2 separate regions of the Mus musculus genome follow, and region 2 is linked to region 1. A link is a loop called in an ENCODE intact Hi-C map of the cell type or tissue named here. Cell type or tissue: left cerebral cortex. All regions are shown on one strand.

Region 1 (5,000 bases):
TTCCCCTCCAAGTGCGCTATTTGGTTAGGGAATTACATCTATTTACAAGAGTAGATGTTGCACAAAGGTTGTGTTTATGTGGAAAATTATATCGGTGACACGGGCTGATTGGCATGTGGAGGCTGGGAGAGCAAGCCGAAGAGGCCTCCTCATCAGCTTGGAATAACAAAATGATTGTATTTTCAGCAAAGCTAATTGATCACACACCTCGCTGGGCTATCTGTTTACTCAAAGGCCATCCAGGCCTTGGGAAGGTGGAAAGGAGAGAGCAGCGGGCAGTGGTCACTACCAGGCGGGGCCAGCCAAGGCTCTAGGGGTATGTAGCAGAGATAGGAGGTAGAATGAGTGGCCAGAACGAACCTCTGGGTCCTTCAGTTGTGCAGAGATGGGCAATTCAGTGTTCCCTGAAAAACTAGGCCCAGACCCAACACTAGAAATTTTGTCCTTTAAAAAAAAAATTTCATGTGGACATCAAGGCTTCGGGGAAGGGAAGGGCAGACCAGAGCAGGACCCGGAGCCACTGCAGAGAGAAGATACATTCGTTCCCTTCCCCTTGTCCATTTGAGAAACTAACCCCATTTCAAGCCAATGCTGAGCAGACTGGTGGAACAGAGGCTCTGGAACCCTGGCTCCATGTGTATGTCCTGACTCTCATCCCAGTACACATGGCAGAGTTAGGGATCAGATATAGTGGGGATCAGATATAGTGGGGTGCCACAGATAGAGTACAACCAGCTTCCAAATGTGCCCTGCAGAACAAAACCCCTATCCCACCACCACAGAGGCAGGGACTAGCCTCAGGTCTGTGATCTGCTTCCCTAAGCTGACTTATGAAGATATGCTGAGACTTCCCCAAACTGACCAGTCAGGCTAGGAGCCCTAGGAGCCCCAGAGCCCAAGCCATCTACAAAAGCAAGCAGAGTTCTATTTCCTCCCTAGTGAAAACTCCAGTTGTGGGGGCAGAAAACAAAGCAATCGAATAAGCAAGCACTTGGGTGAAAATGAGCAGTGACAGTAAAAATAACTGTTTGGGGACTAGTGTGGGGGCAGATTCACTGACCAGCACTTTGCAAATGTGAAGGTCATTTAGAAGCCACTGATCAGAAACATCATCACCACCTGCCCACCCTACGATGCGCTCATTTGGCTGTCTTGCAAATGCCCCAGTGGATCCTATGACTAGTTACTCTTTTACAGGGATGTGCAAAGCACAGCTCCCAGCTTGTCGGGTTCTAACTCCGGTTTGGAATCTTTCCATTGCTGATCAATATTAGATCTAGTAACTATTTCCTACAGAAAAAAAAAAGAGAAGAATACTTGAGAACAAATAATAAGTGCCCAGGATTTACTAGAGAAATCCTGAGATCCTCAGAGGACACTGAAACCAAAAACAAACAAACAAACAAACAAACAAAAAACCAAACCAAACCAAAACATCAACAACAACAAAAAAAAACTTAAGGAAAGTGAGATCTAGAATACCATGTGGATTCCAGCTGGCTACAGTTCGCACATTATTTAGAATTCTTGGATCAGGTGAGCCTGAATAAACTTCAGGTGCTTTGCCCCATCTCAGTCTGGAGGCTTTTCTTCTTTACCAAGGTGTAAGTGCAATTTGCAATTTGTACCAAGCTCCTTCTTCTGGAATCACTGATCATGTGGGCATTCATGCACCTGTGTGTGTGTGTGTGTGTGTGTACGCGTGTGCACGCGCCCATGCACTCCCTGACCCTTCAGAAAGACAAGCTGTTTATTAATGTGGCAGTCTCTGAATTGTTTTGTAACTGGAACCATTTTGTAATGAGGGGACATTAGTAAAACCTAGATCCAAAACAAACTCTTCTGTGTGCGTTATTTTTGCTCTGCAGTCAATGCTTTTTATTAGATTGAAAACTTTCACCGTGCTTTTCATCTCTGGCTGTATAATGTTCTAACAATAAAAAGAAAAAAAGAAAAATAACGGGCGGGGGGCGCGGCGACCAGTGACTCCAAAGTCTGGCAAAATAATATACTTTCTTGGATGTCTCTGTGTGTTGCCAATTAGCTTTGCTGAGAGCACAGGCCCCATCCATCACCCGCCTCTGGGTGGCTGTAACGGAGACCTAATTTGTTTCATATGCCCTAGGCTCAGGCGTTCATCCTTGCCTCCAACCTGCAGAGGAGCCCCTGTCCAAGGAGGAGATGAATGACAAGAAAACCCAGGACAAGCCAGCGGGACTCCTATCAGAAACTGCTCTGCTGTGGGTGGGAAGATCCCAGCCCTCCCAGGCCCACAGTTCCTCCCACAAGCTCCCCCACACCTCTCTCTCCTTCACCCCTTCTCCCCTTTCACGACCCAGAAGACCCAAGACTCACAAGCGGCCAGCGGGGCCCGAGTGGAGAATGGAAAACTGCCTCTTCCTCCAGCTTCCCAGGGCTGGCCCTGCCTCGCCCCTCTCTGCTGTTCCCACCCCCTCCCACCTACTCCTTCCACAAGCCCGACTTTTGAACCTCCAGTTCCCTAGGAATTTTATGAATGCTCAGCACAAGCCAAAATAAACTCGTAAAGAAAAGGCTTCTAAAGAAGGCCGGAGCCGCGTACAGCAAGTGCTAAGCGGTAAATACAAAAGTTCTTCAGGTCGCTGGGAGCTGTGCTCTGGGTGGTGGAAGGTTGGGGTCAACCAAGGGAACGAAGGACAAGGGGAACAATGAGTGAAGACTTCCTTTCCCCTCCTTCAAGAAAATCCAGGTCCTAGATTCTGTCTTTACTTCTTTTTAAAGCCTAATAGTCTGTCCTCTCTTTTTATTGATGAACTAGCCCAGAGAAGTGGAGAGATTTATCAAAAGTCACACAGTAAGCTTACCTGGCCAGCCTTGGAGCGCCCCCTCCCTGTGAGATTGTGGAACTACATGGTAAGAAAAGAAAGCGCCTAATGCAACCCTGGCCTACATAATCTTCTGCTGTGGATACAGGATACGGGATACAGGATGCACCGGATCTGAACACCCAGTATTCTGCCCAATGTGTCTTTCGATTACATTTAAAACTCAGTCATGGCACCAGAGAGAGATAGCTCAGCTGATAAAAGCATTTGTCACTAAGCCTGACAACCTGTGTTTGATCCCCAGGACTCACAAAGGAGGAGGAGAGAACCAGCTTTTGAAAATCATTGGTTCTCTGACCCACACACTTGTGCCATGGCACGCATTCCATGAACATACGCACACACAGATACAAATCAATAAATGTAATACAAGCATTTTTAAGAATAACGCTCAGTCGCCTATACCACTACCTGAGGTCATAGATGGAGAAGCACAGTTCTCACACACCTCCACCCCGTCAGAGTTCTACCAGAAGGTGGTTTTCCAATGCATAGGGCCCGGAACACGGAAAGAATCTTCTGGAACACGATGGGCAAGGGCCCATTGCTCTGGCTTCCATAGGCCTTGGCATCTCCTCTGCCAATCATGATACTGCCACTCACTGTGAAGAGCAGTGTCCTACATATACCCACATAGAGTAAGTACAAGCGCTGTGGAACCAAAGCATTGCCTCTTCCCTGCTGGAGATTCAATCCAAGAATTCTGGAGTTGGAGAAGGCCTTAAAGGCCATTTAGTTAAGCTCCTCCCAGACCAAATCTCTCCTCCACTCCCTTGAGTGTAAAACTGGGACCAGTTCCTCATCAGGATTCTATGCAGTTGTTCCCAGCCCACCCCAAGATTCATCTAGGACAGGCCTTGGCAGGAGCTGGGACATCCACAGGAGCAGGGCAAGGCTGCTCTGAAGAGCTCAGATGGGCAGAGCAGACACAGGGGACTGTTCCAGGGAGCCAGACTCTACAGAGCCCACAGGGGTCTAGCTAGCTTGGGCTACAGTTGAAGCAGCTTCATTCGGTTCCTGGTCTCCATACTTTTATCAAGAAAGAAGTGTAAGTAAGAGATGTCAGGGCTGAGAAGAGAGGAACTTGGTGATTGGATAGGTGTGACTCTGACTCTCTCTCTCTCTCTCTGTGTGTGTGTGTGTGTGTGTGTGTGTGTGTGTGTGTGTGTGTGTGTGTGTAGGAGAAGCAGAGCCAAGACTGACTCAGGGATACAGTATGTGTGTTTTCCAGCTGGAATTTGCCAGTCATGACAACACTAGCTGGCACTGATTGGGCACTTACTATATGCCAGGCAATACGCTAAGCATTTTATATATGTGACCACATTTAATCCTCTCAGCAATTCTGGGGGTTTTCCAGAAGGAAAACAAGAGAGTTGTGACATTAGCTGGCATTGATTAAGAATTTACTACATGCCAGGCATTATGTTAAACATTTTACATACATGACTTCACTTAATCCTCACAGCAATTATGAGGAACTCCTCCTACTTTATCCTTTATTCTCAGAAGGGGCACACCGTCATACAGCCCTACTGTTCAGCCCTCGGCTCTCCCATTCTTTCCCCCACCTGACGTTCTCTCCCTTCCCTGAATAGCACTCCAGGTTCTTGCCAGGCCATCCCCATGTTCATGACTACCCAGGCATCTAGGCAGGGCTGCTTCCTCCTCTCCCATCCTCCAGAGTCTTCCACGTAAGAACTTGGCCTCCTCAGCCCAATCCAAGGGCGCTCCAGTCTCATCTAGCCCCTTCTCTGCCCCTCAGCAGTGCACATATAGCCTCGTTCTGAGCCAGGCCCTGTGGGGATCCCGGAGATATGGAATTGACCTGACCCCTGCTCGCGCCGTTAGCCAAGACAGGCGTCTGTCTGTGGAGACTCCTCCCTGTTCAAACATCTTTCTCTGGTATTTCCTACTGTCTTTCATACCCTTTCAGGTTGTTCATAACCCAGTTGTGGTGGAACCACTTTAATTTCTGATTGCTGTGTCTATCTGGCCCAGAGGCAAGTTCCCCACTATGGGATCATATACCCCACCTCCAAATCCTTATGATGAAGCCCACATTATTTACTTTTGTGTCATTATGATTAAAATATCAGTCAGAAACAAGAGAGGAAAGATTTATTTTGGCTCATG
Region 2 (5,000 bases), 210 kb after region 1:
GGTCATCCCTTTTTAGAACTAGGTCATTGACTTTGGGGCAGGGTCCTCCTGGATTACAGAATCATCCTCCCGAGGAAGGGCATTCTGAGGTGAAGCAGGGTCACCACCATTAGGAGGGTTATCTCTGTTAGCACGGGAAGTCCTCAGTGAACAGGGTATGCTCCTGGACTTTGGGGCCATCGGCGCCCCCAGGTGGCTGGGCTTGGCCAGTAAGCACTTGGATCTCTGCCAGGCAGGGCTTCAGGAGCCTTAGCTCTGAGGCTCTACTCTCTATGTCTCTCACAGTTGGAGGAGGGAAAGAGCCCACTCAGACCCTGGACCCTTCAGGAACTGCATTGGTACCAAAGATTCTTGCACACATCTTTGGGACTCCTTCTCACAGAACACAATTTAGATGCTGGAGCACATCTGAGACTTGGAATCTGCCACCGCTAATCTATGATACAAGCCACAGGTAGAGTCATATGGCCAGGCCACACACAGCCTACTCCCCTGGATCTGGGCACAGACACCCTCTCTGCCAACTAGTCTCTGAGAGTCCCACCCTTCCTCTTAAAAGGTGAGGAAAACTTAAGTTCTCAAGTTTGGTTTCAGTGAAGACTTTGTGAAAGAATCGGGTCATACCCACTTCCCTTCCCAGGCTTTGGAATGGCTCTTCTCTGATGTTCATCCTGACCCATGTGTTTCTGGAAGGACCCCTCCTCATTCACATCCTGGCTGGGCTTTGGGAAAGAAGAGGCTTGGGGCGTGTATAGAAAGCCCAGTGTGAGCAGAGACTCCCATTCACACTTTGCACTGCTGTAGAGTTCATGGTTGGTGTTGAGTTCAAGGACTGCCAGGTGACCACTCCTCCACATCGCAGACAGACTCAGTCCTCCTTGGGGACCACGGCTTCCACTCAGTCCTGCTCAACTCTTTAGGGCTCTGCCAAGGGAGAAGAAAACCCAGGGTCCCACATAAAAGTACCATACCACCAAGAAAGGAAGTGAGCCACTCTCTCCTCGCTTGCTGTACCTCTGGGCACAGGTGCTGCCAAGATTTTCTGCAGAGTCCAGCACAGTCAGACCCTACATCCTCACTGCATTAAGAAAATTTGGCTTGGAAAAAAGACTGTTAAGCCTGCCAGAAGAGAAGAGCTAAGACACAGCCACTGACCCCCATAGCAGAAATCAGGATCTGACTTATTCCAACTCTGTTCAAACAAATAAACTGAGGCCTTGTAAGAAGTCTTCGTCTAACGTCAAAAGAGTCAGCACCATTGCCAGAACTGGGAATCCTTTTTTCTCTCTTATCTACCCCTAGTATAGATAGCCATCATCACAGTGGATGCTAAGATGAAGCCCCCGGAAGAGAGAGAAAGAAAACTAAAGCCTACTTACTAGACACTCATAGGCTGAGTATAAGTCAGAATTCCTAGTACTATATGAGATAACACACACACACACACACACACACACACACACACACACACACACACCAGCAAGTACATCCAACCCAAGAAACAATGATTACAGCCAGGGCCATTTTTATCCCCCACTTTTTGAAAGGTTGGACATAGGGTGAGGCAAAGCTTGGAGCACCTAGGTGGTCCAGCAGAATTGGAGTCAGTGGGATTCATCTAACTGGGAGAATAGAGGGGAAAGGAAGCCAGTATCTCCAATGGCTAGCAGGAAAGAAACGGACTGGATGGCAAATGGTGATCACATCTTCTCCCCTCTAACAAGGTAGAGGATGTGGCTTCTCCCCAATGCCAGGGTGGGGCAGCATTTTGCTCACCTGCACTCCTCTCTCCTGCCATCCGCACCTTGTTCACCTAAAGGCAATTTATCTCATCTTGGTTTTCCAGAATTGCTGACTGTTTTACTCTTCCTCACATCCTGACTGTGAGGAGAAAGAATTTAAAGGCAACAATAACCCAGCATCTTGGGACTTCCCGGGCATTTAAGGGCAGTTGAAGAAGTTTAAATTTCTTCATAATATCCAGGTGAGTACTTTGTCTAAGCTGATTTATAGAGAGTGCAGGATTCACCTGTAGATCCCAGGATGCTGCCAAGCATCTTTACTCAAACTCTGGTCGCCATCCTCCCTTCACTGTCTAGACCTGTTTCCACAGCAAGAGTCAGCCTGGGCTCCTTTGTAAGCTCTAGCGGCTGTGCTGACTGCACTCACCTTTGACACAGAAAGACAGTTTCCTGAGAATGAAAGCAGAAGCTCCCAAGACACCAAGACGTCTAGCCAAGTTCTATACAGGATGGAGTACAGGAGGCTGTCTGGCAGCCCTGCATGGGAGACAGACAGAGGCTGGACAATGGTACCTGTTAGCTAACTTGGAACAATCAGGACCTAGAGTCCAAGTAAGATATAACAACTGCCCATTATGGGCAAGCCTAAGAAGAAAGTCAACCTGCTCCTCTGCAGACCAAATCATAGTGCCTTCGGCAGTTTTGCTCCACGCTCCAGATCTCTAGCTTTGTCTGCATCTGGGGAGGAAAGTGGGAGAAGATAAACAGGTCTAGGGAATAAAGGGCCGAACCACCATTCTACCCCAACTCGCTCTACCCACATTATTTCCAGTCTCTGCCAAGTCCTCCAAGGACTTTCATTCTCCACACTCATGAGGCACACTGAAAAGGGTCACAAACATCTCCATTAGCATATGCAAATTAACAAATGCTTGTAAGCACAGGAGCAAGGGGGAGCAGAATGCATATCTAACCCCATCAACAGAAAAGATCACATACCCTCCCCCAAACAAACGCTACATACATACCTATTACATCTTTAATCCAACTCGAATGGGGGTGGGGGGCAGGAGAGATTGCACATCAGAGCTCACCTAGAAGTTGCTTCGAAATCTATATGCTTATTGATTTGGATTGGTTTGATTTGGTTTTTGTTTTGGTTCGTTTTGTTTTAAGAGTCTCACTATGTAGCCCTAGCTTGCTTGGAAATCACTTTGTTTACCAGACTCAGAAATCCATCTGCCTCTTACTATGACTCAGAAATCCATCTGCCTCTGCCTCCGGAGCACTGCGATTAAAGGCGTGCCTAATTTACTTGTTCTTTTCATGCTATGTTGAGGAGTGGTGGGTGTGCAAACACACCCTATCAATGATTCTAGACCCTCCGGTGCAAAGCAGGGCTGGCCGAGGAGGCCAGGACGGCGATGAATTGACACAAAGCTGGCCCACCACAGCGTCGGACACCAGTATCCACTCTGGTTTTCCAGGTCCTTGACATCTCTTCCCAGGTCCGCGGCTAATTCTACTCGATGACCTCGGACTGGTCCTTTCAGCTCCGCTCTCAGAACCCTTTAGCTCCAGAAGTTTGGGTCCGAGGCTAATTTAAACTATCGCCCCTCCAGCGTCTCTCTTTAATATAAAAAAGCGGTAATCATTCCCAAAAGATTGAAGAATGTGAGAGTAACCTGCAGGTGCGACATAAAACCAAAGGGCACAGAAGAGACTGACAGGCGGGAAACTAAGTTAGAAGGAGGGTATAGGGGTGGGCTCCCTACTCCCAGAGGAGCCCAGCGCATCTACATCTGAATGGGAAGCCCTGAAGTCCGCTCCGCACCGACACCTGCTGGAGGAGGGGGCCTCAAAGTAAGGGTCTTCGGTTACCGTAGGCTAATTAATTCGAACAATAAAGTCCACTCCAGTGTCCTCAAGGCTCCGAACACGCCGTACCCACTCCACTCCCAAACACGCACACTGGCAGTTCCTACACCGATAAATGGAAATACACTTCTCAGGTCCGCAATTAGTTTTAGGAAAGGATGGGTTTAAATGTTTTGTTGCCCCACTGAAGAATTCGTTCTCTCCAGTCCCAAGCAAGATTCATGGAACCCCAATTCCAAAGATATTTCAGCCTCAATAGACAAAAGTAACCCAGGGTGAGCCAACCCTGAGACAATTTCCACCTTCCGAGGAAACTGAGCAGACCCTGCTGTTGCTGAAACTCGCAGAACCCCAACATCCGAGACCGAGTGCATCCTTCCCAGTTGTGCACACAGCCGAGTCTAGTGCGGGTTTACCGAGATTCTAGGGTCTACGAAAGATTGGGCAGGGATAGAAGGGTGATGAAGACTCCCACCGACGGAGTTCCTCTCGGACCACGAAATTTAGACCAACAATGAGAAGGGAAAGTGAACATGGAGAAAGGTTTACCGGGAGGAAAACCCAGCTGATGGAGAAACGCGCGGAGCAGCGACTGCGAGCCATTTCTGCTCGAGTCCGCGTGGAGCGAAAAGACCAAGTTGGGAAGGGACCCCTGCACAGAGCACTGAGCCCAACGATGGTTGGAAACAATCCCGAGGAGGTGGCCAGCAGCCGAACTCAAAGCAGAAGCCTTCCTTCTCGGGCTGACCCAAGCCTCCCAGGTCTAGCGCGGCTGCGGTGGTGTAGCAGTGCAGCGCGGGCTGGAAGGAGGCGGTGCCCGCTCCGCCCCATGGCGCGGCGCGCCCTCCATCCAGCCCGCGGAAAAATTCGTTCTCAAAACCAGAGCCCCGGGACCTCTGTCTTTCTTATAGAGCTCTCTATTGGTGCACATCTATGCCAGCCTTTAAAAATAAAATTCAGAAGCGCTAGCTCCAAACTCCAGTCATTTGTTTGTTCTCAAACATTGATATTTGAACGCTTAAGGGACCGCAATCTCCCTCCCACCCACCCTTGCCCACCTTTAAGTCTCTCCAGAAACCTCACAGTTCCAGCCCCAGGGACAAACATGGGCTGGGTCTCACCGTCCTGGTTAGCCCTCCCGGACGCCTCCCAGGCCCCAGCCTAAACTGCCTTTTGAACTATGCATGGAAATAATTTAGACACAAACCCAAACTCTCCTCGCCTCTCTTCCGTGGAAAGCGCAGGGTTGGGAGGAAACGCCGAATCCCGTCCGTGAAGACCAAGGCACACCGCCTCCTCCCACCGTTTCATAAGCCGCAAGCTTAGGAGGCACGCTCCGCACTCCAAATCTTTTCTCTCTTTCTCTTGCAAGGACCGTCG

The links. A loop is a pair of places that touch in the nucleus more often than their neighbours do. Peaks named below come from ENCODE experiments on the same cell type or tissue, not always from the same donor. Only the 100,000 strongest peaks of a DNase experiment are listed, where the experiment ranks them.
Region 2: a loop joins it to region 1, with 2.0 times the contacts of the local background. A loop is called at or near these places in 5 of 42 quality-filtered maps.

The regions. Positions count from the first base shown.
Region 1 is chr4:114,686,304-114,691,303 of GRCm38, forward strand. All of the region lies in intron 1 of Gm33655 (a long non-coding RNA gene), which reads right to left. Among named protein-coding and RNA genes, the nearest start is that of Gm12829, 8.5 kb to the left of the region's middle. In left cerebral cortex, a CTCF peak has its summit at 2,871; no DNase peak of the experiment used is centred here.
Region 2 is chr4:114,897,857-114,902,856 of GRCm38, forward strand. It overlaps Gm33655 (a long non-coding RNA gene), which reads right to left. Exons shown (of 4, transcript XR_003955095.1): 1 at 4,828-5,000. Among named protein-coding and RNA genes, the nearest start is that of Gm33655, 3.6 kb to the right of the region's middle. In left cerebral cortex, a CTCF peak has its summit at 182 (motif pointing left); DNase peaks (open chromatin) are centred at 203 and 3,035.